Linked DNA regions of Homo sapiens: region 2 is linked to region 1. The links are chromatin contacts, found by Hi-C or POLR2A ChIA-PET in ENCODE. All regions are on one chromosome and are shown on one strand. The core of a region is the stretch at or near the end of the contact, and the rest is flanking DNA. Distances in the headings are between cores, read along the strand shown. Region 1 overlaps COL21A1 (collagen type XXI alpha 1 chain). Region 2 overlaps COL21A1 (collagen type XXI alpha 1 chain).

The links. Hi-C counts contacts between places; a loop is a spot of excess contacts on that map. ChIA-PET counts read pairs that join two places held with the same protein, here RNA polymerase II (POLR2A). Pooled maps may share reads with other maps.
Region 2: a map of PC-3 shows a loop between it and region 1 (6-fold over the local background). The contact joins two enhancer-like sites. A Hi-C loop is called at or near these places in 2 of 168 maps with a recorded cell type or tissue (PC-3 and endothelial cell of umbilical vein) and 3 of 50 pooled maps. POLR2A ChIA-PET finds 5 or more read pairs at or near these places in 1 of 52 experiments (MCF 10A).

Annotation. Positions count from the first base shown.
Region 1 is chr6:56,099,699-56,102,446 of GRCh38, forward strand. COL21A1 (collagen type XXI alpha 1 chain) reads right to left here. Exons shown (of 30, transcript NM_030820.4): 17 at 1,774-1,827. Among named protein-coding and RNA genes, the nearest start is that of COL21A1, 150 kb to the right of the region's middle. Within about 2 kb of position 1,498, at least 5 of the 41 ENCODE cell types and tissues checked have a DNase peak (open chromatin) inside an H3K27ac peak, as active enhancers do.
Region 2 is chr6:56,225,578-56,228,544 of GRCh38, forward strand. The region is part of intron 1 of COL21A1 (collagen type XXI alpha 1 chain); the gene reads right to left. Among named protein-coding and RNA genes, the nearest start is that of COL21A1, 21 kb to the right of the region's middle. Within about 2 kb of position 1,565, at least 2 of the 41 ENCODE cell types and tissues checked have a DNase peak (open chromatin) inside an H3K27ac peak, as active enhancers do.

The sequences.
Region 1 (2,748 bases), core at 248-2,747:
TACTTTATATTCTGAAACAATAACATAAACAAATAATCACACCCAGTCTTATATCCAGTTACCAAGTCTCATAATTTTTCTTAAATAACAGCAATTATGGCTCACATATGTTGAGCTCATGCTACCCTATTGAACCCACTCCATGCTTATTAATACCCTAGTCGAGGCCTTCTACTTCATGCCTGGTCTGTCAAAAGAGCCTGCTAACTAGCACCCTGTTTCCAGTTTCTTCTCCTTTCCAATCATTCCACACACACCAGGAGCTCATACACTGCCTCTAAAACAGTTCTTTTTACTATGTTCTCTTTTTTTCTCACAAAACTTCAATGACAAATGAATAAGGTTTACTTTTCAAACTTGCAGTCAAGGTTCTCCATTTTATGGCCCTAGCCAAGTTTCTACCTTTACTTTCTAACACGCAACAGAGACCCTTCTCTGCAGATTCAGGACCTCATTAAGATCATTTCATTATTTCCTGGGCACACCTTTAACCATCTCACATATGTGTCTTCATTCAGATGAGTTCTCTCTTTCCTGTCTTCCTTTGATTCCCAGTCATCCTTTCATGAACAAATCTGGCACAAACCCTTGGTAAAATTTTTTCAAGCACCTCAATAACAGGATTACCTTCCTATACTCTTTCAGCACTTAGAATAGCCCCATGCATTTGTGCAATGTTTTTACAATTTTTAAAAATTTCCTACGTAAGCTTCACAACAACCCTATGAAGTAAGCACTATAAGCATCTACACTATTCACACTTAGAGAAAAATATTCAGGGATGTGAAGTGACTTCTCCAAGCTCATACTGCTGAAATGTAGCAGTAGTCATCTCCAAACCCTGGCTTTCTGACTCCATATGAGATTCATATTTGGCACATAATATAAAGAGTTGGTAATTATTTGCATCATTTTTTTCAGTCTTCCAAATTAAATTATAAGCTTCTGGAAGGTAATAGCATTATATAGAACTTGGCCCAGTACATAATCATACACAAGATGAAATTCAACGAAAATTTTATTAAGTAACTTTCAGAGTAGTTTAATCCCTCTACCCTATTTAAGAAGCTTTGGTGATACCTCTCTCCCTCTTATGTACAATATTTAAATTCTGAAATCTCAACTGAACACTTTGTGATAAATGTGATACAAATACACCTCAGCTATTACTTCAGTTCTTAACCTAGCTCCGCACAAGGCAAATTTCAAATTTCTTGAGGGTAGGTACCTTTGATGAATAAAATAAGATCTGCTGGTATTTAAATGTTGGCCACGAGTTGTAGGAATAAAATGTGGGGGCAAACTATATTTTTAAAACTCACCTGAAGTTCAGAATCACCTGGGACATGTGCTAAAAATGTAGATATCTAGGATTCAGATTCAGTACTTTCTTAGTCATGTTTCTCTACCCCTGATTTTTATTGAACACAAGATCCCAAAGAGTATACTATGAAACAATAGATGAGTGGTAAAGTGACATCGACTGAAGGCTCAGCAACAGACCATGATGTTTGTGTTAACCATGCATTTCTTTGGGCATGAGTGCTTGTGGTTTGTGACTCACACTGTTTGCAAAATTCTTCCTGGTTTCTAAAAGAGGATTCAACATTTCAATATTTTATGGTGTTTCACAAGCAGCTTCTACAACATCTAAAATCTGGAAGTCACTGAACAAATAATAGGGCATCTGAGAGAAGAATTTAAATAACCAAAAAGGATTTCGTAACAGGAAAAGAACTTCATCTTTTAGAACTGAAATGAGAAGGTACTCACAGGCTCTCCCCGTGTTCCATCCTGCCCCGGAGCACCAGGGGATCCTGCTTCTCCCTTTTAATGATTTGACAAAAAGAAATAGAGAATTCAGTTTTGAGGTCTGCTTACCAAAATAACAATATATAACATTACATATTAAAGAACATTAAATACAAACAGAAAAATTAAAATTACTTCTGGACTACTGATATTAACTTTTCCTGACATCAAATAACTTTTTCAGAAATTCATAAAGTGACTATATAAACAACAAAAATGTGTACATAATGGCAGATAATTAAGTTATTAAATAACTGTGGTACTGTATAGTCATTCTTATGAGAATAGACCATCTTACTTCCAAGGTAAATGTGACCAATATTCTATATCAGTCCTATTCATATATACTTTTTCATTTTTATTTTAAAATTGATCACTATGTTGGACCTAATTTGACCTTGCCTTCAAAGAGTTACATTTTAAAGTAAAAACAAAACTTTCATTAGGAATGGAGTTATTTATAGGTTATTAGTTGAAATTATCTGGCACTTTAGTATATACGTATTTAAAATAAACATCTATAATGCATATTTTAGGTAGCTGTTAAATTATAATTGCTTTTAGTGATATATACCTTTACATTACTATGCTCAGGTTAAGCATCTTATTTTACATCTACGTTTTGGAAGCTAAATTTTTTTCCTAAATGAATCAATTGCTAGTGAATACAAATGTATCTGACACTTCTTCTACTAAAACAATAAATATTAGCTGAATATAATCCTAAAATGTATAATATCTGCAGATTAGTACAACTATTAAACTATCTGAGCAAAATAAAGGATAGCAAGGAAGAGCCTGTTGACACATATACACACATGTACACACCCCAGACTTTTTGAAATCTAACAGTCATTATGAGCCATGCATTTGTTTCTGTCCAGCAAAATGCTGCATCACAACAAGCAAAGTTCTCTGCAAGCAATTTGCCACACT
Region 2 (2,967 bases), core at 315-2,814, 130 kb after region 1:
CCAAAGGATGTGCTATTTTCAGGTACTCAATGAAAAATAATCTACATCAGAAAATAATCTGATGAGAACTTTGGCATAAAAACAAAAGGATTCCAAATTTTAAACATATTCATGGCCTTTAATTTTTTTAGTCTTTTTAAAATTTAATTACTTTAAAAAGACAAGAAACACAATAATTACGGGAACAAAAAAGAGTATTTTGAAATTAAGTTTGAGTAATTCTAGAATGGCAGAAGGTAAAATTAGACACAGCTAGTCACCCAAGTGCCTGAGATGTCTTACCATTCCTATGTGATGGTCTTCCTGTGGGCTTTGTTTCCTGGGTAGGAGATCCCTGGAAGCATACAGTGTTTAAATAGATTAATCACAGAGCATCCTGTCTTCATTGTGGTGTACATGTTTCTGGAAGTTACAAAGAGTATTATGCCTGCATTTCATGATGTCCTTTTCTCACCTTATTTCAAATATTCTTCCCAAGAATAAGAGTACAAATAGTACATAGAATTGTTTAAAGAATCCAAATATCTTGACTTTTTCTTTTCAAATCTAATTTTAGGAATGTTACCAATTGTTAATTCATTTAACATCAGGGAGAAAAATAAGTGTAGGGCATAGCCGAATTACCTACAGGGTAGCTTTTACAGTCAGGTGTATACCAAAAAAAGTCACTTTGCTTTCTTCACCTGGAAATATAGGAATGTTATATCATTCCTTTCTAGAAAGAAGAGCAAAGTAACTTTTTACAAAATGTTCCTCGTTATTTAATGTATATGAACACATCTACTAATGATTCTACTGTAACTTTCAAGAGATAGATATTTGTCCCTCTTCCTCATAATCCCAGAGGGAAAAGGTAACTATCATGAAACATTTTTAAAAGCTTTATATATTATATCAATATAAAATAAACCAGTTCCTCCATTATATTAATGGTATCTGGCTTTTCAAGACAGAATTCACTAAGGATGTTGAAAATATAAACCACACACCAAAATGTTAGACTTCCATTTGGAGGCCAAAGCTAACTGGCAAGCCTAATTTGAGTCACACTGTGAAACCCCATTTTCCTAACTTAATTTATCTTGAATTGTTTGTGTGATGGTGTTGTTTGGTTTGCTTTTATGGTGCAATGCACTGGTATCTTCAGCACTGCAGTTTATATGAAAATCCAATGTTCCTCACTTCCATAAAAAACAGTGCAAGGTGATAAAACTAAATTAGGGAAGAGTTATGTTGTTATGACAATGAAACTTTCGAAGAGACTATCAAACTTTGAAAACAGGTCACTGAGAAGAATTAAGAAATACTTTCTTTGGATTTTTTTTAAGTAGATAAGATTCCCATCTCTGTGGGATGGCTCGTATAGGGGGAGCCCACAAACAGTATAATGGACTTTGAATCGCCCAAGTTATTTTCCAAACTTAAAATGGTGCCATGACAGGTCCTCAAACGAACTAAGAGAGCAACTTTCTCAATAAGTAAAAGCAGGATACAGTTCCAGATCATGAAAACTCTGCAATGCTGGTTTTGTGACCTTGACTCAGCGTCACTGGGATGCTACCAAGAAACCACAATTCTTGGCAGCTGCACATTCAATGTACAAATGTTTACCAGATGTGAAGTTCATATGATCTATGCTGTATAATAGAAACAAAAATGAATGTGCTGTGTAATATGACATGCTAGTTCATGCTGTGAGCCAGCAAGCAAGAAAACTGGTCTCATATCTAGACAAAGCCTATGGACTATTTGGAGTAAAGAGAAAACCTCTAAGTCCCACCTCCAATCCCCAATTAAAACAAATCCCATACGCTTGTTAAGCCTGTGGGAAATTCTACTAAGTAAGGTTCCTTTCTTTAGATTAAGCATTCCATCCTTGTTCAATAAAAACCCCCTTGGGAGACATAAATTTTTATCAGTTATTACACTTCAGAGTAAATGAACTTCAGATCCTGTCTTGACAGTTGGTTCTGATATGAAAAATACATGAAGCTTGGTTGTTTAGATTGTAAAAGAAAGAATCATCAAGAGATAAAATTTAATACATATTTTCCCACTACTATTTGTCTGTTTATCCATTCATTCCACAATATGCACAGTCATCTACTATTATTCAGGCAATGTACAAAGCACTGAGGATACACAGATGAGAAAGCCTAGTGATAGCCTCAGCAAGTATAGGGTTTTTGTGAAAAGATATCAAATATATAACTACAATACAATAATAGAGACCTTAATGGAGGTATGTGCTAGGCACTGGGAGCTTGGTGGAGTGAATACCTAGTTCCTGGCTGGCTGAGAGGAAATGGGTACATTCTCTGAGAGGAAGTAAAGTTCATCTGTGAATTAAAGGCAAACCAGGGATTTGCTAGATGACCTTAAGAAGACAGGAAGATAGTACCTGAAAATGCTTAAAATCACTAAAGAACAAGATGTGCTCAGTGAAAAGGTATTTATGAAGTGAACCGCCCATGGAGAGTGGGAAAGGGGTGAGGGGTGAAGGAAATGAATGATGGGGCAGGTACTCAGGAAACAGAGCAGGAACATGGTCTTTTGCATTAAGTGAAGAGGAGTGGACTTTGTCTTTAAAGTTTACTACAGGAGGGATTTTTAGCAGAGAGAAACATATTCTTGTTCACATTTTAGAAAGCTCACAATGGCAGCAGTAGGGAGAATGGTGTACAGGAAGATGGAAAGTTTATGGCAGCAGTCAAATGAGAGGCAGTAAGGGCCTGAAGGACAGTGAGAGCAGAAAGTGATTTGAGAGGCATTCAGGAGTTAAAACGGGCCAGGTCCTATGACTGTTTGATTGCAGTGGACAGGAGAAAGAGAATGACCCCAGCCTCTGGCTTGAACGTCTTGTAGATAGTGATGTCTTTCCCTGAAAGAATTCAGGAAATATAAACCAAATTTTCCTGCTAGAGGGTAGAGGAGAAGAAATATAAAGCATCTTAGTTTTTAGAAAAT